Linked DNA regions of Homo sapiens: all the other regions are linked to region 3. The links are chromatin loops, found by intact Hi-C in ENCODE. Cell type or tissue: PC-9. All regions are shown on one strand. Each heading gives the region's core, and the rest is flanking DNA. Links, peaks and the distances in the headings are about the cores only. Region 1 overlaps MLLT10 (MLLT10 histone lysine methyltransferase DOT1L cofactor). Region 2 overlaps DNAJC1 (DnaJ heat shock protein family (Hsp40) member C1). Region 3 has its middle 95 kb from the start of LINC02643. Region 4 has its middle 37 kb from the start of LINC02643.

Region 1 (8,092 bases), core at 1,261-6,260, 450 kb before region 3:
TATAACACACACAGACTATTCTCCATATAGCAGCAAAACTAATCCTTTAAAATGTAAATCATTATTTCACTATTCTGTTCAAAACCTTCCAATTCTTAATCCTGAAAAAAATGGAGAATGAAATGAGATAAACAAAACTAAGATTATTAGCACTGGGTGAGAGAATGGAATGAGGCGTACATAGGTCTTCAGGGTGCTCTCCACTCTACTTTTGGTACACTTGAAATCCTCCGTAATAGATTTTTAAAAACTCGCCAGTGGCTTTCCATTCATACTTAAGATAAAATCCAAATTTCTTGCCACAGCCAAGAAAGGCTGTATGCGATCATCTAAGACCACCCCCTTGGCTCTGACCTCTCCCACCCTCTGACCACATGGCTGCTGACTTCTCTTCCGAACACAAGTACGTCCAGACCTTTGACAGCAGCTGCCCCTTTACCTCCAACGTGCTTTCTCTCTGCGTTCCCTCAAGTCACAAAGGCACACTCCCTGAACTCTCACATCGGTCTGTGCTCAAAAGTCACCCCCCTTGCAGAGGCGGGGCCATCCTATCTAAAATGGTCCTCGGTTCCCTATGCTCTTCCCCACTTATTCCACTTCTTTGTTCTTCTCAGTATTTATCACAACCAAAAAGCGTGCATCGTGTCCATCCATCTCCCGTATCAAAATGAAGCTCCGGGAAAACACGCACCACATCTCAGCACTGTGTTACCAGAGCCTATGGCAGCACCATGCCACGTGCCCTGTCACTTTTAAGTTCAGGAATGAATGTGACATCACTGCAGGTATCACAGCCTGTACCACATGGCAAGAAAAACTTTTTTGATTATGCATTCAATAATGTTATTTCACAAAGGAGAAATCTGTACCCACAGTGAATATTACAGCTTAGAACACATGCTCCTAATAAGATATTATCAAAAGAAAGAACTTACTGGTGTGAGCTGTTGAGAATTTAACAACTGCTGAAACTGCTGTTGATGAATAAGTATTTGTCGTTGCTGGTCAGAAAGTAATCCTAGTCCTGAGGCACTGAAAAATGATTACAATTCTTACTTTTTACTACACACCTCTAATGCATTTTTAGAAGTCTAAAAATGAAAGACAACTTTTCAATTTGATGTTTAATAACTTAAGTACAATTCTGAATCCAAACACTCTGAAAACAGTTATGTACAATTTCTATATATATGTATGTTTATATACATCCATGTGTACAGCTAAACAAGAATTCACATTGTCAAGAAATGTTTTTATTATAAAACAAATAGGCCCTAACTCATTTTATGGAATAGAAATTTACATGTGTTTCTAACAAGCGTATGTAATAATTTATCTTTAATTATTCAAGGATAATTTAACTCACACTAAGTAAACACATATTTGAAACAAAGAATCCAAACATACCACTGATTTGACCTATCCTTTTCTAATGGTCCCAATGGTAAAACTAAACACCAAGGAAGAGAGCTACAGGAAATAGCTTTCTAGTACCCACTGCAAATCCATTTAAAAGTATTTATTCCCCCAAAAGTATGCTTAATAACAACATAGCTTTAGTCCCCTAGTTTTGAACAAACATTCAAATGCAGTTCCAGTACAATGAAACCAGTGAGTCTCACTTCCTGGGAATTCAGATAAATGACCTTTATCCTATATCAAAATCTTTGATTAGAACATTAAAAATATTACATAAATTTTAGGAAACTAATATTCATGTTATCTCCACTACGATATCTTTCTTCAGAATTTATGATACAGTATACAAAGAAATAAGAAAAACTAGTATTTAAAAACAGACATCACAGATTAAGACTAATTTTCAGCACAGAACATAATGCTGTTACTAAAAGTAACTTAATTTTAATCTAAATTACTTAAGTTTCAAAAATAAATGTACTCTGTATAATATACTTAAAATTTTTGGCAGACTTCTTAAGGTGTATCTACAAAGGAACACATTGAAAGCCCCAATCTAAGGCATAGACAACACCGGTACTCTGTTATACTAAAAAACCCAAAACATACTTAAGTTTCTTACCTGTTAGTCAGTGTAGCTGGCATTGGATGTGTTGCATTAGGTGGTACGGTTGTGTGGGTGAGAGGGGTAGGGTTCTGGGACATTGTGACAGGAGTCTGCATAACCCCATTTAAAGCTCCTACAATGCCATTAATTGCCAGTTGGTTACCTGGCAAAGCTCCAATTATTCCACCCACTGCAGACACGGCAGGAATGGTGGAAGTTACAGGCTGCATTCCACTAGCTAGTGCCCCCACTGTCACGCCATTGACCTGCTGAACTCCACTCACTCCTGAGCCTTGTTGAGCCGGACTCTGCCCAGCAGGAGGTGGGGTAGAAAGAGCTGATGAGCTGCTGGTACTTTGTCCACTGGAGGTTAAGTCCTAGCGTAAGAAAGAAGAGAAACTAAGTCCACTGGACATTAAGTCCCAGCGTAAGAAAGAAGAGAAACTAAGTTTAAAGAACACTGCAAAACTGTTTAAAATAATTTTAAACCATTTAATATACTATTATTCACAAGTAAATCAACATAGATGAAAATAACCATACAAAAATTACCTGATTTAATACAGGAAGAGAATTATCAGGTAAAAAGCTGTTTCCTATATGAGGGCTCTTACTGCTGTTCAAGGAATCAGTAGTAGGAGCTAGAATAATAAAAGACAAAAAGAAACCTATTTACCCTATTAAATTACATTATGTGTAAGATTAAAGGCTTATTAAAAAGCTTATGCTGAAGCCCGTATCAAAACCACTTAAATATCTAGTCTTGCTATTCCTAAGACTGATTTAAATAAGAAAAAAAAATCTATATTGAATACCATCGCTTTAAATCAATAACGAGATCATTAGACATTTAAGTAAATTTTACCATTATATTATGGACTAAGAAAGTTAAATTCAAGTTGATCACTTAACAGGATTCTTTATGCCCTTCAAAAACAACCTATAGTTCCTTTTCTACATCTTCATATAACTGGTGACCAATTATTACTCACTTATAATACAAATAAAACTGAAAGCCTATTTTCCTTAGATACAAAATAAATATTTTCACACTTACCAGTCTGTGCTGAAAATGTGTGTATTTGATGAGACGGACTAGGATTTGCTGTTATTGTTGGAAAAGGCACTGAAAGCTGTGCATTCAATAACTGAAGCCGTTCCTTTTTGGCAGTCAAGTTTTTAATTTGTTCCTCTAATCTTCGGTTTTCAACTTGAAGTTGGTGTAATGACTTCAGCATTCCTAAAACTACCACACATTTGGATAGTTTTTAATAATGACAAGTACACACATAAGACTAAGTATTTTACGCAGTGCCGGTAACCTTAGAAATAAGTTAAAATAGAACAGTAGAAATTCTGTAAAGTGTTTCTAAATGATAAAGTTTTGTTCCTAAATTTGTTTATGGATATAAATTGCCTATCTATGTTTGTATTTTTATAAGCACAAAGGCAAAGTGTTCCTGGATGTACCTTCTGGAAACTTTGTTGCCACATACCAAAAAACACACACCAGCTTCAGGTAATTTTCCATTCTCAATGAAAAGTAATGACATTTTATTTTCATCAAAATAAAAGCCTATTAAAAATTCAAGTGCCTGTCACTATTTTGCATTGAAGTCATATACAGAATGGTTAAGGATCGCACCAATACCCTCTACCAAAATAATGAGCACATGTTTTTGTTTGTTGTCCGGTTTAAACGAAGTGCTGCCATCAGACGCCTGGCAGGAAGCCCCTAATCCCAGCTGCTCAGCATGTTGCTCTGCAGGTCACCCAGCAGGGAGCGCTATGTGTGCGCCCAGCCACCTCTCCAGTCCTGGAGAAAGGCGCATCCCCTGTAAACAGGCTGACTTTCAGTCTGGCCCCATCACCTCAAGTACTTCAATTCCTTCCACAACTTGGACCTCCCAGCTAACAACACAGAGTGTTGCCGTTAAGATTTTTGAAGTGTCCGTCACATACTAAAAAGTTGTATTTGTTTAACATGACCTCAGGGCCTTTAGAAGATACAACTCCTCTGGTACAGACACATCTGGCCGTTTCCCATGGATTTAACTTTTATCCCTCCCCTCCAAGATCCCACAAAGAAACCTTAGTGGGCCCAAATGAGATGCAATAAGACTCAGCTAAACCTATCCTCCAGCTATCGTGTTTAAAGGATTAGCCTGGCATGAATTTCCTCACAATTAATTAGCATTTTTTGTCAGGGTACCATTCATAAAATACCAATTTATGGCACTTAGCTAGCCAACAATAAGCAAAATGTTTCAATAAAATGAGGCAGCAAAAGTTTATACTCGAAAATGATGAAAACCACCTATTTTTCCCTAAAATTAAGACAAGGCCACATCTCCAGCTAACCACCACCTATTTTAACTCTGCATTTTACACCCACGGCCCTAATACTTGAAATGGTGAAGATACTGAAACACAGATATATAGTACATGCTCTATAATCCAATAGATGATAAGCATAATATATACTAATTATAGATTTAATTCAATAATTATTATTCTTCCTCCAAATTATAAAATGAAGAAGCTAGCCGGCCATACTTGACTATTTGTATTTTTTAAAGTAAGTTTTCCAGAGGTGAGCAAGTTTTCTTCTAACAATTGGGGTAAGAGAAGACAGTGCTCATGTATTTTAGTAAACTGATTGATAAGAACAAAGTACAGTGGAGACACAAAGTACCAATATGTATAATCATGGTAAGCACCGAGACAATGCTATGTATGAGCCAGGCAGTGGTCCTTACATTTTTCATGTCATTTAATCCTCACAATAACCCTCTGATATGGGTGCATTATTACTCCCAATTGTAAAAATAGGAGATTAAAGAACTTTAAAAAACATGCCCAAGATCATACTATTAATAACAGGTAAAGACAGGATTCAAGTCCAAGCAGTAACACTATAGAATCTCTTCTATTAAACCACTTCACCTTATACTTTCTCTCACTGTATTATATAAAATGTATATCATAATCCCATTACTACTCTGGATGAAAAGTGACTTCTGCATCCATCTGCCTGTTTGTCCATCTGCCCATCTGTCTTGATTCACATATAAGAAAATGAATACTTACTGTCACTAGGAGTACCCTGTTCTAGTAAAAATTGCTGTCCTTCACTCCACTGCCTCTCCAAAAGCTGTTCTATGCTGGCTGCTACTGGAGGCAGATTTTCCAAACTGCTGTTGCCTGGTTGATCATAGCGAATCTGTAAGCTGCTTACAGGGGATCTGTTGAAAACAATTCTCAAGTTAAAAAGAAGGGGAATGCTTTTAAGAGAGTACAGTTTCTTACCTTAAGCTGACCCCTTTTCTCCTGTATGAGTTTTATAACACCAGGCTGCCTATGCCAGAAGTATCAGGTTCCTGGATTTAGAAAACCATAATCTACCCTAAAATTGAGTAATTATCATTCTTCCTCCCAATATTATAGAATCAAGGAAATAGCTAGCCATCATAGATAATTAAAAACCACTAGAAAATATAAACACACCACCAACAATCTCTGAAATAGGCTGTAAAATAACTTGGTATGGCATTATAAGACAAAAGAGGGAAAGACAAAATTAGACTTAAAAATAATTTCCCAGAAAAGGGTTTCACCATTCTGCTTTGATATATTTGCCATCATAATAACCTGAAAAAGTATAATACTGTAAAAGGTATTTGAATTTACAACCAACTAAAATCTCAAATGTCACTAAAAAGAAATTTTTAAGAATCTTAAAGCAGCCTTTTGTTATAAATTAAAAATTACTCATTTTCAAGTATTTTCACAATTAAGAAATAAGATCAAAGCAATTTTTTTTTTTTTTTTTTTTCATTTTTGGAGATAGGGTCTCACTTCGTCAGCCATGCTAGAGTGCTGTGGTGCAATGATGGCTCACTACAGTCTTGACTTCCTGGGTCCTGGGTTCAAGCAATCCTCCCACCTCAAGCCTCCTGAGCAGCTGGGACCACAAGAGCACACACTACCACGCACAGCTTTTTTTTGGGCGGGGAGGCGGCGGTGGGGGAGGTTGGGCAGGGGAGACGGAGTTTCACCATGTTGCCCAGCTTAGTCTCCAACTCCTGGGCTGAAGTGTTCCTCCCGCCCAGGCCTCTCTATCTAACTGCTGGGATTATAGGCATGAGCCACCGTGCCCAGCCCCCAAAGCAATTTTTGATCCTTTTACATGAATATTTCTAAAATGTCTTAGATCTATACTTCAAATGATAACCCTTCTAAAACAAACAGCACTTGTATTAAGATGAACATGTAATGTTCTCTACACTTTTTGGTTTAAATAAGTGTGGCCATTTCCGGTCTCCAGCTATCATTCTAACATAATACATTTAAAGAGCTTTAGAATTTCCAATGCGTTTGTATATATCTCATATGATCTCCACAACAACCTAGTGAGAAGTCAAAACCTGGTTTATTGGCTCCATTTTCAAATGAGGAAACAGGACGGAGTTTTAGTGACTTGTCCAAAGACACACTGCTGGTGAGGTGACAAGAGCTGGGCTATACAACTCAGGTCTTCTAACAACCCACTAGTGTTCTTGACACTGCCTTAATATGCGTCTCTGCAAAATTTTCGTAAGATGTTAAACAAATGGGGTTTTTATTCCATATGTAAACATTATGGGCCACATACAGTTGGCCATCCCTCTGCAAATAGTACACTATACCAGGATAATTTAGGCTGTTACATCTCAGGCTGATTTCTAAAGAGTAATATAAAGTTGGAAATAATATGCTAAAAATAATTTAGTACCATTTGTTAAGTCCCATTTAACTAATGAAAAGGAAAAACTATATTAAGCAAAATAGCACTTTCTTAATAATTCTCGGTAGCTTGTAATATTTTAAGTTTAAAAGGGCAACAGAGAAATGCTTCTTCCACTAAACACTGAGCAAACATTAACTTTCTTCTTTGAAAAGAAAAACAACATAGAATTAATCACAGCATAAAATCACAGACTAGTCAGATCATGTTATCATTGTTCTTCAGATTCCTGGTTTCCAAAGAATGGATATTTGATTTTCTGCAGAGTTCAATCAGGGAAAACAATACTACTTTTAGTTCACCCAGGAATTATACAGAAAAAAAGGCATCACTAGATGTACCATTAGAAAATGAAATTAGTGGTTACTGAACTAATCTTTAGGATAAAGAAGATGTTCCTTAACAGACATTCCCCAAATATATCAGCAATACTGTTATTCATGATCTGTCATCACATGAAAAAGTTCATTTTGGAAAAAAAAAAAAAAAAAATTGTAGACATGGAGTCTTGGCATGTTGCCCAGGCTGGTCTTGAACTCCAGGCCTCAAGCAATCCTCCAAACTTGGCCTCCCAAAGCGCTGGGATTATAGACATGAGCCACCACGCCTGACCAAAGTTTTCATTTTTAATCACGTTTCTCCCATTCTTGGAAGAAAGACCCTAGAATGGGCTTTTCTCTTACTCTCCATTGTCACCCAGTCTAACACCATGCTTGAGGGAGGGTTCCTAAATTAGAGAACATGGAGAAAACAAAGAGAACGCACAGAAGGGAAATAAAATTAATAAGGAGATAGCTATCACCAAAGTTCCATTCTCCCCTACAAGCAGACACAGTATCTCATACCACATTCTCCCCATTTAGAACAGAAGGAATATGCAGTTTGATAACCCCAAATATATTAATTAGATTTTAATAAATGGTACCTGAATACTGTCATAAAATGATTTCAAAAAACTTGTAATACATTTGCTATAACTGATTCAAACAATTTAAGAACTAGTAGGAGTTTAGTGATCTACCACACGACTTTACTGAATTAGGAACTAGAGACTAAGGGATTAAGTGCTACACAGAACAGAGCTAAAACTGGAACCCAAACTTGAAAGTCTTGGGTCTACAACTTTAAGAGATCTTAAAACTATTTTATGATCAAAAAGAATTACTCAAATCAGTATACAGGTAATAAATACAAGAGAGTTCGAACTGATTGGAAACCAAAGGAAAGGGATTTGTTTTACTTAGAAATCTAATGGTGTTTAAATTAATATTTAAATTAAT
Region 2 (8,092 bases), core at 1,994-6,993, 680 kb before region 3:
CGCGCCACTGCACTCCAGCCTGGGCAACAGAACGAGACTCCGTCTCAAAAAAAAAAAAAAAGACAAATCTGTGGAGACAGGTACAAGGAATCTTTTTGGGTTGATGGAAATATTCTAAAACTAGATTATCGTGATGTTGCAGAACTATATAAATGTACTAAAAATCACTAAACACTTAAAACAGGTGACTCTTATGGTTTGTAAATTATACTTAAATAAAGCTGTTAAAAATACATAAATACCAGAAAGAAAGAAAAAAACCTTCATTTCTCAATCATTTGGATTAAAATTTTATTAGTATTATATGGAGAAATTTTGGTTGAACTTTTTAACTCCATTATAGTTTTAGTTTCAGGTTTCTACTTATATGTTTCTGTTTTAAAATAGTATATATTTAATACAATGGTATTCTCAATTATATGCTTCTAATAAAAAGCCAAATCCTTGGTAAAACCAGTGTTAGGTAGCATATCTTATATGAAACTGAATATTACAGTAAAGCCCAGTAGAGAAATATGTGAATGGACAGAAGCAGGTATTATGAGCCTGTTTTAATATAAGAAAGGTATTTTGCTTAATAATAGTACATTAAGTTTGCCGTCACTTAATGTACCATCACTTAAAGAAAGTGGAACATTTCTACATGTACACATATATGAAAGTAAGCACATTTTTAAAAAAATATTGAGAAGTATATGTACCAAACTGATGATAATTACTTCTGTTGAGAGAATGAGGCTTTGAAGAAGAATGTATGTATTTATTTATTCATGTGTTACTTGTGTAATTGACAGAAAGCAAAGTATAAAGAGACTAAATAACTGAAAAGGAAAAAAGATGAGTAAAGCCTAAATAATGGCCGTGGTGATAGAGAAGAAAGTAAACACATGAAAAATGTTTAGTTGCCAATTTGATATAGTACAGAACTATTGCAAAGATCAAATATGAATGGGTAAGTAGATTATACTAAATTAACTCAGTGGAGCTATAACATTACTTGACCATAAACATAAACATTACTTTATTAAATTTATGAAGTAAAATGGAAACTTTTATATATACTGACAAAAGGAAGGTACAATATAATATGTACAATTTATTTACAGCAGTAAAAACAAATAGGATAATAGAGGAAAAGAATTAAGATGACAATGAAAGTATTAATGATAAAGTTAAGTGAATAGAGGAGGCTTTATTCTTCCATGCTTTCTTTAAAGGGTTTCTGAATAATCAGAAATAAGAAACAGTGCTATAATCAGGGATTGGCAAAATACATATGGTTAAAGTTATTACAAAGAATTCTGGTCAGGCGCAGTGGCTCACACCTGTAATCCCAGCACTTTGGGAGGCCGAGGCGGGTGGATCACGAGGTCAGGAGTTCAAGACCAGCCTGGCCAAGATGGTGAAACCCTGTCTCTACTAAAAATACAAAAATTAGTCAGGTGCGGTGGCGGGTACCTGTAATCCCAGTTCCTTGGGGGGCTGAGGCAGGAGAATCACTTGAACCCGGGAGGCGGAGGTTGCAGCGAGCCGAGATCGCTGCACTGTAGCCTGGGCGACAGAGCAAAACTCTGTCTCAAAAAAAAAAAAAAAAATCTAGAAATAAGAATTGTCTGAAAAGAAAAATTTACACCTACTTGTGTGTGTGTGTGTGTGTGTGTGTGTGTGTGTGTTATGTATAAACTGTTGGAGGCTTTTAACTGCATCTGTTTTTTGTTTTAATCTGGCTGCTGTGCTGAAAATAGACTGTTGAGGCAAGGTGCCAGGTAGGGTCTGAAGCTGGGAGATATGTTAGATTTTGTAATGATCCAGGCAAAAAATTATAGTGGCTTGGCCCATTGTGGTAATGGGAGAGGTGTTTTATATATAAATAAAAATTATATTTATATAATTTATATACATATGTTTATATATGTACATAAATATGTATTTATATATGTATGTGTATTTATGTGTATGTACATAAATTTATATGTGTATATATAAGCAGCACTCTTGAAAATAATACCTCTAGTGTCCTCTTATTTAATCTATTAACTTTCAAACCTATGGTTAATTAATAATTTTTTTCTAATTAGACACAGTTATTTTTGTCATGATAGTATGATGTAAATGTATTTCCGAAAGTTTATGTGTTGGAAACTTAATCCCTAATGCAACAGTGTTGAGGTGAGACTTTTAAAAGGTGATTAGGTCATGAAGGCTCTACCCTCATGAAAGTGTTAGTGCAGTTATGGTGGGAGATGGTTAGTTATTGGGGTGGGTTCCTGGTAAAAGGATAAGTTCAGCCCTCTTCCCTTCTTTGTCCCTCGTGCTCTCTTGCCCTCTGTGTTCTGCCATGGGATGATGCAGCGAAAGGCTCTTGCCAGAAGTGGGCCCTTTGACTTTGGACTCCTCAACCTCCAGAGCTGTAAGAAATAAATCTCTGTTCTTTATAAATTACGCAGTCTCGGGTATTGTTAGAGCATCACAATACAAAGATAATGAGATTGGCCTGTATATACTGACATGAAAAGAATTCGAAGGTAAAATAAGTTTTTTCTTTAAATTTTTTAAAGTAGTTTTTAAGAATCAAGGTATTACATCTACATATTCTGTTACAACAATGCAAAACAGATGGACAAAGACACATGAATTTGTTATTTTCTATGTTAGCATGTGGGAGAGAACATAACACAATATGTGAAAATAGCTTACTTTATAAGCGTAAGCATATGGAGATGCTAATGTCAAAAAGAAAATGCTTTTCCTAAAATTTGGTTTTTAAAAAACTTAGTAAAAAACAAAATATTGTTTGATAAAATTTTAATAAAATACGATAGATTTTAAGTGTTCTCATTACAAGAAAAGTATATGAGGTAATGAAAATGTTAATTAGCTCTATTTAGCCATCCTACAATGTATGCCTGTTTCAAAACATCATGTTTATAAATATATATAATTTTTGTTATTAGAAAAATGAATCAAAAGGAAAAAATTTAATATAATACAGAAATATGTAAAGTAAAAGGTGATATTTTCATCCTTTGGCCCTCAGTCCCATTTGTCAGAGGTAATACTTTAAAAAATTTTGATGAAATTTCTGTATACACTGTATCTCCATTATTTCCAAGTTTGCTTACATAAATTTTACCTGAAGAGGTTTGCCCCTCATATAATTTTTACCTTAAATAGTAAGATGTAGAGTGTTACTATTCTAAATCATCTGTAGATTTAAGAATTTCTATGTTCCAGTAAGTAAGTTAAAATTGGGGAAAACTAATTTCAGGTAAATTGTTTATCATTTGTTCCTGCAATGTTATAACGGATTAAATTTTTATTTTATATCAGTGATTCTGAACTGGGGGCTGTTCCCCCCTGCCCAGGGACATTTGACAATGTCTGGAGACATTTTTGGTTATTAGAACTGGGGGGCTGGGAGTGGGTAATGCTACTGGCATCTGGTGGGGTGCTGCCAAACATCCTATAATGCACAGAACAGCCTCCTACAGCAAGGAATTACCTGGTTCAGAAATGTCAATAGTGCCAAGGTTGAGAAAACCTGACTTAAAGGAAAATGGTTAAGAGTGAGGACTACCCTGGCACACTGCTCGGGTTTTGTATCATAGCCACACTACTAACTGTGTGACTGTGGGTGGTTATTTAACCTCTTTGTGCCCAGTTTCCTCATTATATTATAATAATAGTAGTACCTATCTTACAGGGTTGTTGAGAGGCTGTTTAATACATTTATTATGTGATAAGCTTAGATTTGTACCTGGTACATAGTAGGAATGTTGGCTGCTATTGTTTTATTGTTTCTCAGTAAAAACTAAAATCTAACCAATTATATAACATCAAAAGGATGGCCAATTAATAAAGATATCTTAGTAATTTGGGGGAGTTTCTAAACATGGTTGTTGAGAGTTACTAAGTTAACTCTATATTTCAGCCTACTATTTCCTATACAAACTGTTTTTTTAATATTTGAAAAATTACGTTTGGGGCGATGCTGCCTCTTTGTAGAGCAGTAGCCCTTCGACTGAGATATTATTTCATTGGCCTTTTCTCCTAGATTCTGTAGTTGTAGTTTTTGCCTCTTTGAAAGTTTCAGCTCCTGCAACATAGTGTTAGATGCTTATTCTGATCTTTCTTCACTTCTAGGCTAGTGAAGACATTTTTGGGAAGTATCATTATGACTACATCCTGAGAGTACAATGAGAGTGTCTGATTTATGAAATCTAGGTTATTTTTAGAGGCAAGAGAAAATACTTAATTTAGTCACATCATAATTTTATTTCCTCTTTTTATAAAGTATTATAGTGTACTGTAAAATTCATTAATCCCGAGTAAGTATTTGTGTTTCTCATCGCTATTCCTCTCAGTGGAGTAATTCATGAACTGTACTTACATTAAAACACATAATTTAACTAAAGGTTTAATTCAAAATATTTTTATATGCCTTGCAAATATAAAAATGCCCAGAAAAAATTTTAGATTGAGAGACAGTGTACAGTGCTATTTTCTAGAAACATATGGCAACTTTTTTATATAATTTGATTTAAACAATAAATAGCAAAGGTTAAACAGACAAACCCATTTATTAAACTAACAAAGGAAAGTGTGTAAGTGGTGAAGAATACATAGTTGGTTTTTTTTTTCCTCTTCTTTTTTTTTTTTTTTTTTTTTTTTAAAGTTCAGTTTTAGTTTTTTACCACTTGATGGCAGTGATGGAGCTAGAGCTCTACCCTGAGAAGGTTAGGGCAAGAACTCATTATGAATAACAAAAGCGTAGGTACAAAGGAAATCCCTGACATTTTAATATTATTCACATTTCTAGGTGATATTACTTATATTGCAAGTGACAGTAATAGGGGGAAAAGCCTCTAGATGGAGCTTCAGTACTTTCTAAGGGAAAACATTTCCTGTATCTTTCCAAATGCATATTTTATATTATTTTACATAATATATTAAATCCAGAATGGATTTTTACAAAATAATATTTAAGGGTGAATTTATTTCAGATGTAATTATGGAAATTAATTCACCAAATTACCTAATAATTTGAAAAAATGGCTATTTAAGTATCTTACATTTTTAAATCATTATTAATATTTGTTGAAAAGTATGTTAAACTTTGAGTCAAACATTTCTATCTAGTATAAATGATTTGCATATCTAACAAGTTAGTAAAAGATATTTAATAAGAAGTCAGGTGCTTAAAATCAATATTGCACTATAATTAAATCTGACCATCTATATTATTATGCCTAGTATCATTCAACATTTGAGTTCCCAAGAGAACATAACTATTACTCCAACTCAATTGCCCAACTAAAAAAATTAAAAACTAGGAATTTTAATGTAAAATAATTTTTTAAAGAATATATATGTTCTTTAGTAAATATTCTTACTTTCTTCAGTAATGTTTTCCTTTTACAGTCAAGAGAGTCTGTTATCACTATATATTGAAGGGAAGTTGTCATTATTAGTAGAAATATGATGTTAATGTTCTTAGTGCACTGTTGATTTTAGTGTCTACTTCTTGAATAATAAGAAAACTTGAAACAAGAACAATAAGTTTTCTGAGAATGACCCTGTATGGTGAATTTAAAAAAAGAAAGAATAGTGATTTTTCCCAGCTGGCCTTCTCAGGAGGCTGAGGTGGGAGGATTGCTTGAACCTAGGAGTTTGAGACCAGCCTGGGCAATATGCGAGACCCTGTCTTTATTATCGATTGATTGATTGATTGATTGAGACGGAGTCTTGCTCTGTCACCCAGGCTGAAGTGCAGTGGCGCAATCTCAGCTCACTGCAAGCTCTGCCTCCCAGTTTCAAGTGATTCTCCCACCTCAGCCTACCGAGTAACTGGAATTACAGGCGCACGCCACTATGCCTGGATAATTTTTGTATTTTTTTAGTAGAGATAGGTTTTCACCATGTTGGCTAGGCTAGTCACGAACTCCCGACCCCAGGTGATCGCCTGCGTCTGCTTCCCAAAGTGTTGGGATTACAGGCATGAGCCACCACGCCTGCCTGACCCTGTCTTTAAAAAAACAAAAAGAATAGGAAGCTTTCTTACTTTTCTACTAGTACACAATTACCTAGGTTAATTTTGATGTCTCATAAAGCATTCAGTGAAGAAAAAAAAGCTATTGTTTTAAGTTGTCTGTTTTTATGGACTCAAAATATTGGAAGCCTTGTAATCTTTGGTTTGAAATTGACATGAGATAATAATTGTTTTATGTTGAAAAAAGGTATAACTGAAAAATTATATGAGAAGCATGAAAAGTAGTTTTTGGGGGTTTTACTTATTTTCAGTTTCATGAATGAATGTTTTATTTATTCTCTATTGAGACAAAAACCTTACTAAAACAGAGTAGTTGCCAGTAATTTTTTATAATTACACTTAACAATAATGTTGGCAACAGTTGATTTTCTATTTGGCTAAGCAAATATGGTCTAAATTCATTTCAGGATGTATAGTCAGCTAAATTTGCAGCATAATTTGCTTGCTAATCACCTCAGTAGTAACAGTCTCCCAGAAAGCCATGTGTTGCTTTATTTGTTCCTTATCTAATTAAATTTTTTGGGACTTTATTAACAAAGGGACACATTTCAAGAACATCACATAAATGTTCAAGCATTCTTTTATTAATACTTTCTAAACTTATATAATTGCATTAAATTAGCTTTTAATTGTGTAACAAAGTGAACTTGTAAAAGTATGGCCTGTTTCTCAGGGGTAGGAAAACTCCACATTAAGGAACTATTATGCCACTACAAATATTTATTAGTGGTTACCTTGTAGTAGTAGTTACTAATGAAATAAATTTATTTAAAATAGTTATGGGTAAGTTTCGACTTAATTTGTAACTTGAGTCTCTCTGGACAAAGGGAAACTGATATTTTCCATTTCTGTGAAGCACTTGCACTATGAAGGAATGGTTTATATATCAAGTTAATTTTACATTGTTAAACTTTTTTTTTTTAAGGGAAAACGAATAAAGCACAAAGCTGTTGTTTGCTATAGAAACAGTTTAAACTGTCTTTAATTTGGTAGGAGAAAAATTTCTCTATTTTATAATCATTTAGGTTGCCAGATTAAGTTTTCTGCTTTTTTAACCAGTATATTGGCATTGTGTAGTGTCATCTGTAGTATTTTAGGCTTGTCTAGATTACTTTTTTTTTTTTTGAGATGGATCTCGCTCTGTCACCCAGGCTGGAGTGCAGTGGCATGATCTCAGCTCACTGCAACCTCTGCCTCCCAGGTTCAAGTGATTCTCCTGCCTCAGCCTCCTTAGTAGCTGGGATTACAGGTGCGTACCACAACGCCCTGCTAATTTTTGCATTTTTAGTAGAGACGTGGTTTCACCATGTTGGTCAGGCTGGTCTCGAACTCCTGACTTTGTGATCCGCCTGCCTTGGCCTCCCAAAGTGCCACCTCGCCTGGCCATCTAGATTACTTTTTTTTTTAATCTATCTGGCAGCAATGCCAAGTCTGAATTAAAGCATTTCTGCAGCTTCTCCATCGGAACTTTCTGCTGTTTCTAGCACTTTTATGTTGTGGAGATGGCTGCTTTCCTTAAGCCTCGTGATCCAACTTCTGCTAGCTTCCAACTTTTCTTCTGCAGCTTCCTCACCCTCTTGTCCTTCTCAGAAATGAAGAGAGTTAGGACCTTGCCCTGGATTAGGCTCTGGCTCAAGGGAATGTTGTGGTTGGTTTTATCTTGTATCCACACCACTCACACTTTCTCCGTATGAGCATTAAGGCTTTTTCACTTTCTTATCATTCATGTGTTCACTGGAGTAGCACTTAATTTCCTTCAAGAACTTTTCCTTTACATTCATACTTGCCTGTTTGGTGCAAGAGGCCTAGCTGTTGGCCTGTCCTGGCTTTCAACATGCCTTCCTCACTAAACTTAATCATTTCTAGCTTTTGACTTAAAGTGTGAGATATGTGACTCTTCCATTCACTTGAGTACTTAGAGATCACTGTAGGGTTATTAATTGGCCTAATTTCAATATTGTTGTGTCTCGGAGAGCAGGGAGGCCCAAAGAGAAAGAGAGAGATGGGGGTACAGCTGGTCGTCGGATCAGTCAGAACACATAC
Region 3 (8,092 bases), core at 964-5,963:
TAAATGGGGGATGTGCATCATTATGCATTTTTCCAAATCCATAGAATGCACAACACAGACAGAACCCCCAAAGTAAACTATGGACTCCAGGTGATCGTGATATGTTAACGTAGGTTTATGTAGGTAACAAATGTCCCACACTGGTGTGGGATGTCAGGATGTGGATGGTGGGGAGGATGAATGTGTGTTTGGGGAGGGGCTGTGCGGGAACTCTGCACATTTTACCCCATTTCATGTCAACCTAAAATGGCTCTAAAAATGTCTATTAATTATAAAAAAAAAAAGAAAGAAAGAAAAGGAAAGACAAGCAGCAGAGAGTGGTGGTGTGTACCTGTAATCCCAGCGAGTTGGGAGGCTGAGGCAGGAGGATTACTTGAGGCAAGGAGTTTGAGACCAGCCTGGGCAATATAGCAAGATCCCTTCTCTCTAAAAACACACACACAAAAAACCCCAAAACCAAAAAACAAGGGCTTGCACTGGGCCAGAATGCTTGGTATTTTGTGCTGGAAGCTCACTATATTTACACTAATTAGAGTCAGTGCAGACAAACTGATTATTCATAAAAGGAGGAAGTAGTTCACTCACTCAGGCTGGATTCACTAGATCCCTGTTGACAGCTCAGGCCTCCAGGTCTGGTGAATCCCAGGCATTTTGTCTTTCCTTTGGAAGAGCATTTGTGCTTGACCTCTGCCATGACTCTGTGGGTTGGGCCTCCTTTAGCTCATCCCTGGAATACTCTAACAGTCTTCTAAATATTTGAACATATCTGCCTATTTCTCTACCATCCTATACAATATCATCAGATTAAGATGCATTTCTTCCTGTTACTTCTCACCTTAAAAAATCTACAATGCTTGGCTGGGTGAGGTGGCTCACGCCTGTAATCACAGCACTTTGGGAAGACGATGTGGGCAGATCACCTGAGGTCAGGAGTTTGAGACCAGCCTGGCCAACATGGTGAGACCCTGTCTCTACTAAAAATACAACAATTAGCCATGCGCGATGGTGTGTGCCTGTAATCCCACCTACTCGGGAGGCTGAGGCAGGAGAATCGCTTGAACCTGGGAGGTGGAGGTTACAGTGAGCAGTGAGCTAGGATTGCACCACTGCACTCCAGCCTGGGCAATAGGCAAAAAAAAAAAAAAAAAAAAGGAAAAAGAAAAACCAAAAATACCTACAATGCCCCTTACATGAAGTCTTGGCTCTTTCTTGACTCTGGGGGACCCCTGTTCACCATCCACACCTCCTAGGCCACTGTCTTTTTCAGTCACCCCCAATACAACCTCCCACCTTCCTATCTGCCTTTTGTATCTCTCTGGGCTGGCATGCCTAGAATCTTTCTCCCCATTCATTGCTCTTTGCCCGAAATCCAACTCCTAAAGGGACTTACAATTCTTTTGTTCTACTGCCTAGGGCAGTGGTATAAACTCATACATTTAACAGCTTGATTTTTTTTGGTTGGGTATGTATGGGAGCATATGGGTGATCCATTTCACATGTAGAAATGAGAATTGCACCCCTGGAAGAGATGGTCATGTGACTTCGGCCCATGTGTTCTGGAACCCATGCTGGTTCCATTTTGCTATAGGGGCATCACGGGGATTTATGCTTGGACTGGAACGAACCGTGGAAAGACCCCAGGTGACCCTAATCTGCAAGATCCACTTGGGTTCTAGGCAGCCTCAATCAGAAGATTATTTCAAAACTGGCTTTTTTTTAGGGTCTTTAGGGGACTTTTTGGCTTCTCTTAAGCGGCAGAGAAGCTTTAGAGTTTGGGCAATAAAGTATAAAATTAACCTCTGGGTTTTGGTCCATTTCTGTTTCTAAGAAGTAGATCTGATACTTCCCTTGTCAGCTTTTATAACTCTTGCAAAGCTCAAGAGAGACAAGAATACCAATGAATCATATGAACCAGGTGGCAGCAAATGATGGCCCGTGGGACACATTTAGCCTGCTGCTTGTTTTTGTACAGCCCACAAACTAAGAATGGTTTTTACTTTTTTTTTTTTTTTTTATATGGATTCTGGCTCTGTCACCCAGACTGGAGTGCAATGATGCGATCTTGGCTCACTGCAGCCTCTGCCTCCCAGGTTCAAGTGATTCTCATGTCTCAGCCTCCTGAGTAGCTGGGATTACAGGTGCCTGCCACCATGCCCAGCTAATTTTTTGTATTTTTAGGTTTTGCCATGTTGGCCAGGCTGGTCTCGAACTCATGACCTCCAGTGATCCGCCCTTCTTGGCCTCCCAAACTGCTGAGATTACAGGCATGAACCACTGTGCCTGGCCTATATTTTTAAAGTGTTGAAACAAAAAATAGGCCAGGCATGGTGGCCTGTAATCCCAGTGCTTTAGTAGGCTGAGGCGGGAGGATTGCTTGAGGCCAGAAGTTAGAGGTTACAGTGAGCTACTCATGCCACTGCACTCCACCCTAGGCAACAGAGGGAGCAGAGGGAGACTGTCTAAAAAAAAAAAAAAAAAAAATTGAAAAAATAAAAAGATGGCTATTTTTGTGACATGTGAACATTATATGAAATTCAAATCTTGGCATCCATAAATAAAGTTTTATTGGAATGCAGCCAGGCTGGTTGGTTTACTTACTGCCTATAGCTGCTTTTGTTCTTCCATGTCAGAGTTGAGGCTATGCAACAGAGACGGTATGATGTGTAGAGCCTAAATAGTAAATATCCAGCCCACACAGAGAAATTCTGCCCGCCTCTGTAAGGCACAGTACACACATAAGACATGCTTGTTGTAGCTGTGATCTTTCTTCATGGCGCTGGGGCTATGAACTATCTAATTGCTAAGATTCTGGAGGTGCAGGGCCTCAGGGAGGTGCCATGCACATACAATACAAGGGGTATAGCGCCCCCTGGAGGCAACGTTGGATTTGAAGCAGCCAGTGTGGTGGACAGGCCTTGCGGGGAGTGAGGAGGCCTGATTCTAACCTTGGCCCTGCAGAGAACTCCCTGGCTATGTAACTCAGGGGCAGATCTCACCGAACTTCTCTGGGCCTCAAATCCACATCTGTAAAAGGAAGGGGTTGTACTCTCAATGGTTCTAAAACTCCTTCTCTTCCTCTGTCCCTTCCTTTCTGCATTCTTCTTGGCAGAATCCTTTCCTCAAATCAGTGCTCCGATAGACCCCTAATACAGTAAACAGCTGAAGGTGGAGAGTCTCTGTTGGAAGTGGGTCTTGGCCTAAGCCTCCCTCATTGACCCATGATGACTGCACAGAAGAGATTTCCAAACTCCTCCCAGCCCTAGCAGTTATGGGTCCAGGGCCTCATCACTGAGAACAGCCCCACACCAGTTTACTTTTCATTTTTTAGAGTGAGGGTTTTACTCTGTCACCTAGCCTGGAGTGCAGTGGTGCCATCATAGCTCACTGAAGCCTCGACGTCCTGGGCTCAAGTGATCCTCCTGCCTCAGCCTCCTGAGTAGCTGGGATGATAGGTGCACGCCACCACACCTAGCTCATGTTTTTATTTTTATTCTGTAGAGACGGCGTCTTGCTGTGTGGCCAGGCTGGTCTTGAACTCCTGGGCTCAAGCAATTCTCCCGCCTCAGGCTCCCGAGTAGCTGGGACTGCATGTGTGCACCACCATGCCCGGCTCAAATCAGATCTTTGCATGCATGCTTTGAGGCCACATATTCTGGTTCAGTCAACCAGAATGTTCTGTGGTGCTGGCGTTTCCCAATCATCCCTCACATGTTGTTAGTAGTAATAGTAGCAGCTAAAATTTACTGAGCACTTACTGCTTTCCAGATAACTAGGCGAAGCCTCAAGGGGTCTTTTGTCATTGAATATAGACAACAGCTCAATGAAGTAGGTGCTATAATTACTCCCAGTTTACAAACAAGAAGAGGTAGGAGGACTACTTGAGCCCAAGAGTTGGAGGCCAGCCTGCCTAACACCTGCAAGACACCTTGTCTCTTAAAAAAGAAAGAAAGAAAGAAAAAAATGACTTTCATAAAACCAATGGACAAGGTGTTAAAAACAGTCCTGGAAGACTATGTTAACATGGAAAGGCCCAAAGCATTGTGTCAGAAGAATCATTACCTGGGACTGAAATAGAATGCAAGAGGCAGGGAATGACAATTGGTCACAGTAACAGAAGATAATGATTTCTGAGCACTGGGTAGCACCAATGACTAACTGTATGTTCTGTCCCATGCACCCACACAGCAATACATGTTATTGATCCTATCACTATTTCCATTTGACCAATGTGGAAACTGAAGCCTAGAAAGGTTAAGTTTTGGGCCAGGCACAGTGGCTTATGCCTGTAATCCCAGCACTTTGAGAGGCAAAAGTGGGTGGATCACTTGAGGTCAGGAGTTCGAGACCAGCCTGGCCAACATGGGGGAAACCCAGTTTCTACTAAAAATACAAAATTTAGCCAGGAGTGGTGGTGGGCACTCGTAATCCCAGCTACTTGGAAAGCTGAGGCAGGAGAATCGCTTGAACCTAGGAGGTGGAGTTTGCAGTGAGCTGAGATTGTGCCACTGCACTCCAGCCTGGGCGACAGAGCGAGACTCCGTCTCAAAAAAAAAAAAAAAAAAGAAAGAAATATTTGGTGCATTGGCTCCAGACTATATACCTGCAGGCATGAGCAATCGTGTTTTTTTTTGTTTTTGTTTTTGAGACAGGGTCTTCTTCTGTGACTCAGGCTGGAGTACAGTAGTGTCATCATGACTCACTGCAGCCTTGACCTCCTGGGCTCAAGTGAACCTTCTACCTCAGCCTCCCAAGTAGCTGGAACTACAAGTGTGCACCACTATACCTGGCTAATTTTTTTTTTTTTGAGACAGTCTCACTCTATCACCCAGGCTGGAGTACACTGGCATGATCTTGGCTCACTGCAACCTCCGCCTCTCAGGTTCACGTGATTCTCATGCCTCAGCTTCACAAGTAGCTGGGATTACCAGCGCCTGCCATCACTGTTGGCTAATTTTTATATTTTTAGTAGAGATGGGGTTTCCCCATGTTGGCCGGGCTGGTCTCGAACTCTTGGCCTCAAGTGATCTGCCTGCTTTGGCCTCCCAAAGCTCTAGGGTTACAGACATGAGTCATCACTCCTGGCCTCTGGCTAATTTTTGTATATTTTTGTAGAGATGGGGTTTTGACATATTGCTCAGGCTGGTCTCAAACTTCTGAACTCAAGAGATCCATCCACCTCGGCCTCCCAAAGGCTGGGATTATAGGCATGAGCCATCATACTCGAGTGGCAATCAGTTTTGACCAACAAACTACCATATTCTACTTGTGGCTCAGTTTTGGTGAGAAGAGGCTTCTGTGAGGAAGGGGTAGAAGATTATAGGAAGTGTGGGTCTCAAGGCAAGGAACTTGAAAAGCCACACCAGGGCTACACTAGGGGTTGGTGGGTGGAGGGTTGTGGTGGGATGAAGCCCAAGGTGTGGGTTAACCTCACAACAGCAGAGCCTGGACATGTAGAAGAAAAATTCTAGGTTTTTATAAGCACAGAAAGGTGGTAAGTTGGGCTGGGCGTGGTGGCTCACGCCTGTAATCCCAGCTCTTTGGGAGGCTATGGTGGGCAGATCACTAGAGGTCAGGAGTTTGAGACCAGCCTGCCCAACATGGTGGAACGCTGTCTCCACTAAAAATACAAAAAATTAGCCAGGCATGGTTGTGCACACCTGTAGTTTCATCTACTCAGGAGGCTGAGGCATGACAATCGCTTGAACCTAGGAGGCGGAGGTCAGAATGAGTTGAGATCACACCACTGCACTTCAGTCTGGGCAACAGAGTGAGGCTCTGTCTTTAAAAAAAAAAAAAAAAAAAGAAAGGGCTGGCTGTGGTGGCTCACTCCTGTAATCCCAATCCCAGCACTTTGGGAGGCTGAGGCAGGCAGATCGCCTGAGGTCGGGAATTCAAGACCAGCCTGACCAATATGGAGAAACCCCGTCTCTACTAAAAATACAAAAAAAAAAAAAAAAAAAAAATTAGCTGGGTGTGGTGGCACTTGCCTGTAATCCCAGCTACTCGGGAGGCCGAGGCAGGAGAATTGCTTGAACCCAGGAGGCAGAGGTTGCGGTGAGCCAAGATTCCGTCATTGCACTCCAGCCTTGGCAACAAGAGCAAAACTCTGTCTCAAAAAAAAAAAAAAAAAAAAGCTGGTAATGTGATGAGTCTATGTTAGTTCAGGTTTTACAAAAGCAAACAAGACACATGGGTGCAAGTAGGTTTTGCAGAGGTGATCTCAGGAAATATTAGGAGGAGTGAGGACACGAAAAACAGAGAGGAGGAAAACCTGCAAAGTGGGTTTCGTGAGTGGGCACTCTGCACCACTCGGGCTCAGTGAGAGGAACTCTCGGAGACCCCTATTTTGGAGTCATCCCACTTAAGGTCTGGAAGCTGGGGAAACTTGTCCAAATCTAGTGATTGAAGGTTGCTCTGGTAATGTTTTCTGCTGGGGTCAAGCCTGAGACAGAAAACGCCCATAGGAAGAGAGATGCAGAAAGCCAGTGTATTTATTAAAAGCTTAAAATGGCTTAAAACAGCACACATTCATTAGCTTATAGTTTCTGGGAGTCAGGACCTGGGCATGATTTAGTTGAGAGATGCTCTGCTCCAGGGTCGCTCATGAGGCCGCGATAAAGCTGTTGAGCAGGGTGGGGTGGGCATCTCATCTGAAGGCTCAGCTGGGGAAGAATCCACCTCTAAATTCACTTGCATGGTGGTGGGCAGAATTTACAGTTAGCCCTTGAACAACACAGGCGTGAACTTCATGGGTCCACTTACACATGGACTTTCTTCCTCCTCTGCCTTCCCTGAGACAGCAAAACCAACCCCTCCTCCTCTTCCTTCTCCTCAGCCTACTCAATGTGAAGATGATGAGGATGAAGACCTTTATGATGATCCACTTCCACTCAATGAATAGTCAATATATTTTCTTTTTAAATTTTATTTTAAAATAATTAATATTAATAATTTAAATTAAAAAAAGCAAATATTTTTTCCTTATGATTCTTAAATAACATTTTTCTTTTCTCTAGCATACTGTATTGTAAGAATATAGTGTATAGGCTGGGTGTGGTGGCTCAAACTTGTAATCCCAGCACTTTGGGAGGCCAAGTCGGGTGGAACACTTGAGGCCAGGGGTTCGAGACCAGGCTGGCCAACATGATGAAACCCTGTCTCTACTAAAAATGCAAAAATTAGCCAGGAGTGGAGGTGCATTCATGTAATCCCAGCTACTCGGGAGGCTGAGGCACGAGAATTGTTTGAGCCTGGGAAGTGGAGGTTGCAGTGAGCTGAGATCATGCCATTGCACTCCAGCCTGGGCAACAGAGGGAAATTGTGTCTCAAAAATAGATAAATAATACTAACTAACTAAATAAAACGCAGTGTATAATGCATAGAACATAGGAAATATGTGTTAATCGACTATGTGATTGGTAAGGCTTCTTGTCAACAGCAGGACATTAGTAGTTAAGCTTTTGGGAAGTCAAAAGTTATACATGGATTTTTCTGACTCTGTCTGGGGCCATCACCCATAACTCCTGCATTGTTTAAGGGTCCACTGTATTTCCTGCAAGGATGTTGGACTGAGAACCTGGGCTCCTTCTTGGCTGTTGGCTGGATTTTGCCCTCACTTTCTTGTTACTGGGCCTCTCTAAACCGGCACCTTGCTTTCAAAGCAAGAAAATCTTCTCACAAAATGGTAGTTAGAATGTTTTATAACCTACTCATGGAAGTAACATCCCCTCAGCATTGCCATATTCTATTGGTCAGATGCAAGTTACTCAAGGAGATCACAAGGGCCATGAACATTGAAAGATGGGTCTCCTTGGAGCCATCTTAGAGGCTGCCTGGCAGAGCTAGCGTGGGCAGAGGGAATGTGAGCAGGACTTACAGCATCTGCTGCAGGGGTAAGCAAATTCTGGTGAAGGAGAAGGGGTGTTGGTAAGGAAAGGTCAAGGGTAAATTATCTGTGTATAGAGATAAGCTGAGAACCCTGGGAGCCTTTGGTCCCAGACAGTGAGATCCACCCCTCAGCTGGGCAGAGCACTTAGCAACTCCCTGGTTCCTGGGTCTGAGCCCCTGAGGGCAGGACTAGAAGCTGCATCTT
Region 4 (8,092 bases), core at 2,057-7,056, 57 kb before region 3:
CAGGCGTGGCGGTGCATGCTTGTAGTCCCAGCTACTTGGGAGGATGAGGTGGGAAGATCGCCTGAGCCTGGGAGGCAGAAGTTGCAATGAGCCAAGGTCGTACCACTGCATTTCAGCCTGGGCAACAGAGAGACCCTGTCTCAAAAAAAAAAAAAAAAAAAAAAAAAAAAGATCAGAGATGAATAACATATTTCTTGCTTTTTGGGAGTATGTCAGGGGGCAGATAAACCATGAGTATAAATGACCTAAAAAGTAGAGTATATGATTAGTAGCATTTGGGAGGCACAGTGTGCTGTCTATTTAAAGGATAAAGCAATTATATGAGGTTTTCTGGGGAATGTATGGAAAAAACTCTCATTTACTGAGCGTCTTCTATGTGCCAGGTACTGCACTAAGTGCTTCATGCACAGTATCTTTTTAAGTTACAATACCTGAGTGAGGAAGGTATTATCATCTTATCCCCATTGTACAGATTAAAAACATGGAAGCAGCCAGGCGCGGTGGCTCATGCCTGTAACCCCAGCACTTTGGGAGGCCGAGGCAGGCAGATTACTTGAGGCCAGGAGTTCGAGATCATGACTGGCCAACATGGTGAAACCCCATCTCTACTAAAAATACAAAAAATTAGCCGGGTGTGGTGGCGGGCATCTGTAATCCCAGCTACTCGGGAGGCTGAGGCAGGAGAATTGCTTGAACCCGGAAGGCGGAGGTTGCAGTAAGCTGAGATGGCGCCACTGCACTCCAGCCTGGGCAACAAGAGTGAAACTCCATCTCAAAAAAAAAAAAAAACATAATAATTAAATAAAAATAAATAAATAAAATAAAAACATGGAAGTTCGGCGGGGATGATGGCTCATGCCTGTAATCCCAGCACTTTGAAAGGCTGAGGCAGATAGATTGCTTGAGCCCAGGAGTTCGAGACTAGCTTGGGCAACATGGTGGAACCTGTTTCTATTAGCCAGGTGTGATGACACACGCCTGTAGTCCCAGCCACTCAGGAGGCTGTAGTGGGAGGATCGCTTGAGCCCCAGAGGTAGAGGTCGCAGTGAGCCAAAATCACACCACTGCACTCCAGACAAGGTGACAGAGAGACCCTGTCTCAAAGCAAAACAAAACAACAACAACCAAACCAAACCAAATCTACCAAAAACATGGAAGCTCAGAGTGGCCAAATAACTTGTCCATGGACACATAACTAGCAAGTGGTTTAACAGGGATTTTAACTTCAAAGCCCATGCACACTTTTCACTTTACCTGGCTCTCAACAAAAATTCAAAATGACTTACACAGAGACCAAACCTCTGAGTAGCAGATTAGAATCATTACAAGTGTTGGGTGTGGAGGCACGTGCCTGTAATCCCAGCTACTTGGGAGGCTGAGGCGGGAGGATTGCTTGAAGCCAGGAGTTAGAGGCTGTGGTGAGCTGTGATTGCACCACTCCACTCCAGCCTAGGCAACAGAGTGAGACCTCTTCTCTTAAAAAAAAAAAGAAGAAGAAGAACCATGATAAGTTATTAGGTAGGTCTTTCACTTCTATGATCAATGTTAGTTGTTTATTTGAACAAGGAAGCTCTTCTGTTGTCTCGTTGAGAGTAAGAGGCTGGGTGGACTCGGGCAAGACTCTGAACACATCTTTGTCAATTTTAATATGGAGAGTATGATAGTGAGTGACCTCCAAGGGTGAGTATGAACATTCAATGTGTTAATACACACAAAACCCTTGAAAGAATGCCAGACACATAGTAAGTGTTGTAAGGTGTTGACTACTATGATTACCAGAGATGTCTGTGGATTTGAGAAAAGGAAGGGAAGTAGGAATAGGAGAGGCAACAAAATTGAGGACTGAAGAGAAGGGTCAGATTCTGAGAGGGCCTTTAAGCCAACATGGAGCCAGAAGGCTGTTGGGAAAGTAGGCAGAAATTAAGGAACATACTCCACCCCACCCCGGGGCACCACACCTGGTGCAGCCTGATGTTTAGTTTCATGTATCCCTGGCCTCCTGTGCTCCCCTGCTGGTTGGAGACTTAATAGCTGCTCAGACATTTTTTGCTGTTCACTCCTTGGTGATTGGAGGTGAAAAGAATGCAAAAGGGTGTAAATCAAACAGGAAGCCCCTTTTTAGTCTCCTGCTGGATCCCAGTCAAATGAGGAGGGCATCATCAATGGTAGACTGAATAAAGAAAATGCAGTCCATATACATCATGGAATATTATGCAGCCATAAAAAAGAGTGTGACCATGTCCTTTGCAGGAACATGGATGGAGCTGAAAGCCATTATCCTTAGCGAACTAACACAGAAACAGAAACCCAAAAACCATGTTTTCATATGTAAGTGGGAGCTAAATGACGGGAACACATGGACACATAGAGGGGAACAACAGACACTGGGGCCTACCGGAGGGTGGGGGCTGGGAGGAGGGAGAGGATCAGGAAAAATAACTAACGGGTACTAGGCTCAACACATGGGCGATGAAATAATCTGTATAACAAACCCCCATGACAAGGATTTTACCTATGTCGCAAACCTGCACTTGTACCCTTGAACCTAAAATAAAAGTAAAAAAAAAAAAAAAAAAAAAAAAAGACAAAGGGGAAGGGCCTCCTGGTGAGTCAGCCTGAGTCACCGGGTGGGAATGTGAAGTATTCATTTGGAGAAGGGCTCTGGCGTTGCCTCAAGTCATCAGTGTTCTCAGTAGATAATGCACTGAAATCTCTCCACATATACGTGGCCTTAGTATGTCTGAGTTGGAGAATATCAAGTCTCCAGCCAGCCTGGGAGCATAGGATGCCAGGGCTACACAAAGCTGAACATCAAGCTGCACTGAGTGTGGTGCACAGGGGGTGGGGCAGGGTCACCCCACAATATTGGACTTGGGGCATGAGTGGGGGAGGTTTGAAGATCCTAGACAGAAGGTGTCATGGTCCTGTGAAGACAGAAGTAATGTTTTGCTAGTAATAAGTGATTGTTTCTTCCTCCTCTTTGCCTTGGCATGTGACAGCTTGCTGGTCCCCCGGGCAAATGCAGCCGCTAGGGAGGGGCACCCGCATGGAGGCGGTATGCAGCTGGCTGCAGAACAAACAGCAGAGAAGATGTCTGAGTTGGAGGACATTGAGGCTCCACCAGCCCTAGGGGGCACAGGAGACCAGGGACACACGAAACAGAACAGCTGCCTGACCTCTGCCCTGGGTCACACTGGCATGGGCTCCATCTGTTCCTGAATGAGGAGAGAGGCTGAAGTGAGAGCCTGACATTTGTCCTTCTCTCATCTTTCTGTCTAGCCTGTCCCTTAATCGGGCTCTGATAAGAGGCGACAGGAGACTCATATAAGCACCAGCTTTGGGTCCTTGATGATAGGTTATTGTAAATGACATGGAGGCCCTTTACAAAGAATGGATAAATTGCTCCCAACAGAGGCAGGAGGAATGCTTGAAGCCAGGAGTCTGAGACCCCATCTCTACCAAAAATGTAATCATTAGCCAGGTGCTGTGGCAAGCACCTGTAGTCCCAGCTACTTGGGAGGTCGAGGTGGGAGAATCACGTGAGCCTGGGAAGTTGAGGCTGCAGTGAGCTGAGAACACGCCACTGCACTCCAGCCTGGTGGACAGAGTGAGACTTTGTATTAAAAAAAAAAAAAAAGAAAAAATCAGCCAGGTGCAGTGGCTCACACCTGTAATCCCAGCACTTTGGGAGGATGAGGCAGGTGTATCTCTTGAGGTCAGGAGTTTGAGACCAGCCTGGCCAAAATGGTGAAACCTCATCTCTACTAAAAAAAAAATACAAAAATTTGCTGGGCATGCTGGCGGGCAGCTGTAATCCCAGCTACTTGGGAAGCTGAGGCAGGAGAATTGCTTGAACCCTGGAGTCGGAGGCTGCAGTGAGATGAGATCGCACCATTGCAATCAAGGCTGGGCAACAAGAGCGAGACTCCATCTCAAAAAAAAAAAAAAAGAAAAGTCACAACTTCTTGGTGAGGAGGTTCCAACAGGAGGGTCTTCACTGGGTGTTGTCAGGCAGTCTATGAATTTATAATATCGTCTCCTTGGAGAATTTTTTTTTTTTTTTTTTTTTTTTTTTTTTTAGCGTCGAGAGTGTGGTCCTTAGCCTCAGAGGCACAAAATCCTCATTTATCAACCCATGGATTGTGGAGAGTGGAGTGTTTCTCATGGCTGGAGTAATATGAAGCAAACTCAGGGAATGATGGATAAACCAAAGTTCCTGCCAATTTCTCATGACTAAAAGGGCTGAGGGGGACCGAATACTGGCAACTTTTGACCAACAGCAAAGGCAGGCTACATGGGAAGTCAAATTCTACAAGAAGAAGCTGCTTAGGGACCTCAGAAATCAGAACTAGGGGAGCTGGTTTTCTAATACAAATGTTAATGATGCCAGAGTAAGATGATCTGCTATGTCCACCTGCACAGCGGAAGATCCCTGTCATCTTGCCTAGGCAGAGTGAGTTGTTGTTAGATTAGATCAGGACCCGCCCTCCCTTGGCCTGGGCTGAGGGGCCACTGCCAACATTTGCCTCTGACATTCTACTTTTTAAAAAAAGTTTCTATGACTCACCACAGGCTTACGAATGCAGACGGTCTGGTTAATTCAAGCTTGGAGTTCTGGAAATCATCGCATCATTTTAGGGCAGTGTTTCTCAAAGGGTGAGCTTTTGAACACATGCAGCAGAATCACACACATGCTTGAGTATGTGTGTTGGTTAAAAATGCAGGCCGGGTGCAGTGGCTCACGCCTGTAATCCCAGCATTTTGGGAAGCCGAAGCGGGTGGATCACCTGAGGTTGGGAGTTCGAGACCAGCCTGACCAACATGGAGAAACCCCGACTCTACTAAAAATACAAAATTAGCCAGGCGTGGCGGCGCATGCTTGTAATCCCAGCTACTCGGGAGCCTGAGGCAGGAGAATCGCTTCAACCTGGGAGGTGGAGGTTGTGGTGAGCCAAGATCACGCCACTGCACTCCAGCCTGGGCAACAAGAGCAAAACTTTGTCTAAAAAAAAAAAAAAAAAGGCAGATTCCTAGATCTCATTTCTGTTGATCTGAATGAGTGTCTCTGGGGCTGGGGGCTGGGAATCCCAATGTGAATTTTAAGCCAACATGCCAGTTGAATTTAATGTACAAAAAATTTGAGAATCATTGTTTTGGGGCGACCTTGTGTATCTCTGTAATCCATTATGAGTTGATTTTGGAGTGGACCATCTTATATCCAAGGCTTATGAAAATCTATTTAATATTGGTGACACTTTGGCTATCTTCGTTATGTTGTTGGTTACAAAATGCAATTGGATGTTGTTTTTATTTTTTTTTTTATTTTTTGAGTCTGAGTCTTGCTCTGTCACCCAGGCTGGAGCACAGCGGCGCCATCTTGGCTTACTGCAACCTCTGCCTCCCAGGTTCAAGCAATTCTCCTGCCTCAGCCTCCTGAGTAGCTAGGACTACAGGCTTGTGCCACCACACCCAGCTAATTTTTTTGTATTTTTGTATTTAGAGGCAGGGTTTTACCATGTTGGCCAGGCTGGTCTCAAACTACGGGCCTTAAGTGATCCACCCGCCTTAGCCTCCCAAAGTGCTGGGATTACAGGCGTGAGCCACCGTGCCTGGCCAGATATTGTTTTTAAAACAGATTCTTGAATTGGGGTAATTCTATGTAATGAATATAGTCATGATTCTGGTATGTAGTTCTGGTATGTAGAAAAGGCAAAATCCCAGCCTGGCCAACATGGTGAAACCCTATCTGTACTAAAAATACAAAAATTAGCAGGGTGTGGTGGCGTGCGCCTGTAGTCCCAGCTACTCAAGAGGCTGAGGGAGGAGAATCACTTGAACCCTGGAGGCAGAGGTTGCATTGAGCCAAGATCGTGCCACTGCATTCCAGCCTGGGCGACAGGGTGAGACTCTGTCTCAAAAAGAAAAAAAAAAGAAAAGGCAAAATCATGGTATAACTCCCCTTACATTTTGTATTAATGGGGCTTTTTGTCTGCTACCCATCATTAGTTGATATAGCTTTTAAACTAGTTATTTTTTCCTCCCAGCTTTATTGAGGTATAATTGACTAATAAAACTGGTATATATTAAGGAATGCAACTTGATGATTTGTTTGTTTTGTTTTTTGAGATAGGGTCTCACTCTGTCACCCAGGCTGGAGTGCAGTGGTATGAGCCTCTGCAGCCTCAACCTCCTGGGCTCAAGTGATCCTCCCACTTCAGCCTCCCAAGAAGCTAGGACTACAGATGCATCTCACCACACCCAGCTAATTTTTTTGTAAAGCTGGGGGTCTCCTTATGTTGTCCAGGCTGGTCTCCAACTCCTGGGCTCAAAGGATCCTCCCACCTCAGCCTCCAAGTACAAAAAATTTGTAGCTGGAACTACAGGTGTGCACCACCATGCCCACCTAATTTTTTTTTGGTAGAAATGGGGATCTTCCTATGTTGCCCAGGCCGGTCTCGAACTCTTGGGCTCAAATGATCCTCCCTCCTCAGCCTCCCAGAGTGTTGAGATTATGGGCCTGAGCCACTGTGCGCAGCCAAGGAGAGACTTTTTATTTTTCCTTTCAGTACAAAGTTTCTCGGGTCCTCCTTGATTTTCTACTGGATCTTCTCACTGACAGAGCAAAAGGGTTCTTACCTCCCATTATCACTTCCTATGTAATTATCCACTGGTCCAGGCACTCAGGGGTTATGCTTCTTTCATTGACAAAGACTTTTGTTTTTTTTTTTTTTTTTTTTTGGAGGCAGAGTCTCCTCCTGTTGCCGAGGCTGGAGTGCAGTGGCAAGATCTCAGCTCACTGCAACCTCTGCCTCCTGGGTTCAAGTGATTCTCCTGCCTCAGCCTCCTGAGTAGCTGGGATTACAGGCACGTGCCACTGTGCCTGGCTAATTTTTGTGTTTTTAGTAGAGATGGGGTTGCACTGTGTTGGCCAGGCAGGTCTTGAACTCCTGACCTCATGATCTGCCCACCTTGGTCTCCCAAAGTGCTGGGATTACAAGCGTGAGCCACCGGGCCCGGCCAAGACTGTTATTTTATCTGCAGCTACACGAAGAAACAATTGCAGCTCTAGCACTCAGCCGGATTAATCACAGATATGTGATCCCTGCACACCAGCACACTGCCTTCTTGAACAGGGCAACTTTGAATTAACATCAGAATGAGATCAAGTAACATCACTAATTATGATTCATAACAAACTTCTACCCATTATTAGAAAGGAAATGCCAACGCCTGACCATTCTTAAAACTATTATTTTATTTTATATTTTTTGAGACCGTGTTTTGCTCTTGTTGCCCTGGCTAGAGTGCAATGGCGCGATTTCGACTCACCACAATCTCCGCCTTCCCGGTTCAAGTGATTCTCCTGCCTCAGCCTCCTGAGTAGCTGGGATTACAGGCATGAGCCACCACGCCTGGCTAATTTTTTGTATTTTTAGTAGAGACGGGGGTTTCTCCATGTTGGTCAGGCTGGTCTTGAACTCCCGGCCTCAGGTGATCCGCCCACCTCGGCCTCCCAAAATGCTGGGATTAAAGGCGTAAGCCACTGTGCCCGGCCCTTAAAACTATTTTTGACCTGTTATGAAAATAGTGTAATTTGAGAAGGAAGAGAGAAGCATGAGAATTAGTTTTCTGGCCAAATGATGTAGTATTTTGCAAACTGACTACATCTTAAAAATACAAAAAATAAAAGATAATGTTGCCGGATGCGGCGTCTCATGCTTGTAATCTTACAGCCCCCACATGGGGGCTGAGGCGAGCAGATCACCTGAGGTCAGGAGTTCGAGACCAGCCTGGCCAACATGGTGAAACACTGTCTCTACTAAAAATACAAAAATTAGCCAGGCGTGGTGGCATATGTCTGTAATCCCAGCTACTCGGGAGGCTGAGGCAGGAAAAATCACTTGAGCCCACGAGATGGAGAGTGCAGTGAGCCAAGATTGTGCCACTGCACTTCAGCCTGGGTGACAGAGGGAGACTCTGTCTCAAAAAGAAAAGAAAAGAAAAAAAGGTAATATTTATTTTGTGTACACCAGAGTAAATAGAGCCCATTTTTTTTTTTTTTTTTTTTTTTTTTTAAGATGGAGTCTCGCTC

What was found. Hi-C counts contacts between places; a loop is a spot of excess contacts. Peaks named below come from ENCODE experiments on the same cell type or tissue, not always from the same donor. Only the 100,000 strongest peaks of a DNase experiment are listed, where the experiment ranks them.
Region 1: a loop joins it to region 3, with 7 times the contacts of the local background. A loop is called at or near these places in 51 of 110 quality-filtered maps.
Region 2: it touches region 3 in a loop (20-fold over the local background); 38 of 110 quality-filtered maps call a loop at or near these places.
Region 4: it touches region 3 in a loop (11-fold over the local background); 11 of 110 quality-filtered maps call a loop at or near these places.

The regions. Positions count from the first base shown.
Region 1 is chr10:21,728,079-21,736,170 of GRCh38, reverse strand. It overlaps MLLT10 (MLLT10 histone lysine methyltransferase DOT1L cofactor), which reads right to left. Exons shown (of 23, transcript NM_001195626.3): 17 at 5,117-5,271; 18 at 3,084-3,272; 19 at 2,579-2,667; 20 at 2,042-2,403; 21 at 936-1,032. The region is part of intron 1 of LOC107984214 (a long non-coding RNA gene); the gene reads left to right. Among named protein-coding and RNA genes, the nearest start is that of MLLT10, 200 kb to the right of the region's middle. In PC-9, for the core only: a CTCF peak has its summit at 3,792 (motif pointing right); no DNase peak of the experiment used is centred there.
Region 2 is chr10:21,950,401-21,958,492 of GRCh38, reverse strand. All of the region lies in intron 1 of DNAJC1 (DnaJ heat shock protein family (Hsp40) member C1), which reads left to right. Among named protein-coding and RNA genes, the nearest start is that of DNAJC1, 49 kb to the left of the region's middle. In PC-9, for the core only: a CTCF peak has its summit at 4,746 (motif pointing right); a DNase peak (open chromatin) is centred at 4,772.
Region 3 is chr10:21,273,679-21,281,770 of GRCh38, reverse strand. It overlaps a transcript of NEBL not described here. Among named protein-coding and RNA genes, the nearest start is that of LINC02643, 95 kb to the left of the region's middle. RefSeq lists an enhancer at 2,779-2,898. In PC-9, for the core only: CTCF peaks have their summits at 2,648 and 2,850 (motif pointing left); DNase peaks (open chromatin) are centred at 2,610 and 2,820; H3K27ac peaks cover 947 bases.
Region 4 is chr10:21,331,621-21,339,712 of GRCh38, reverse strand. No RefSeq gene overlaps it. Among named protein-coding and RNA genes, the nearest start is that of LINC02643, 37 kb to the left of the region's middle. RefSeq lists an enhancer at 2,556-3,107. In PC-9, for the core only: no CTCF peak of the experiment used is centred there; DNase peaks (open chromatin) are centred at 2,672 and 4,482; H3K4me3 peaks cover 390 bases; H3K27ac peaks cover 3,549 bases.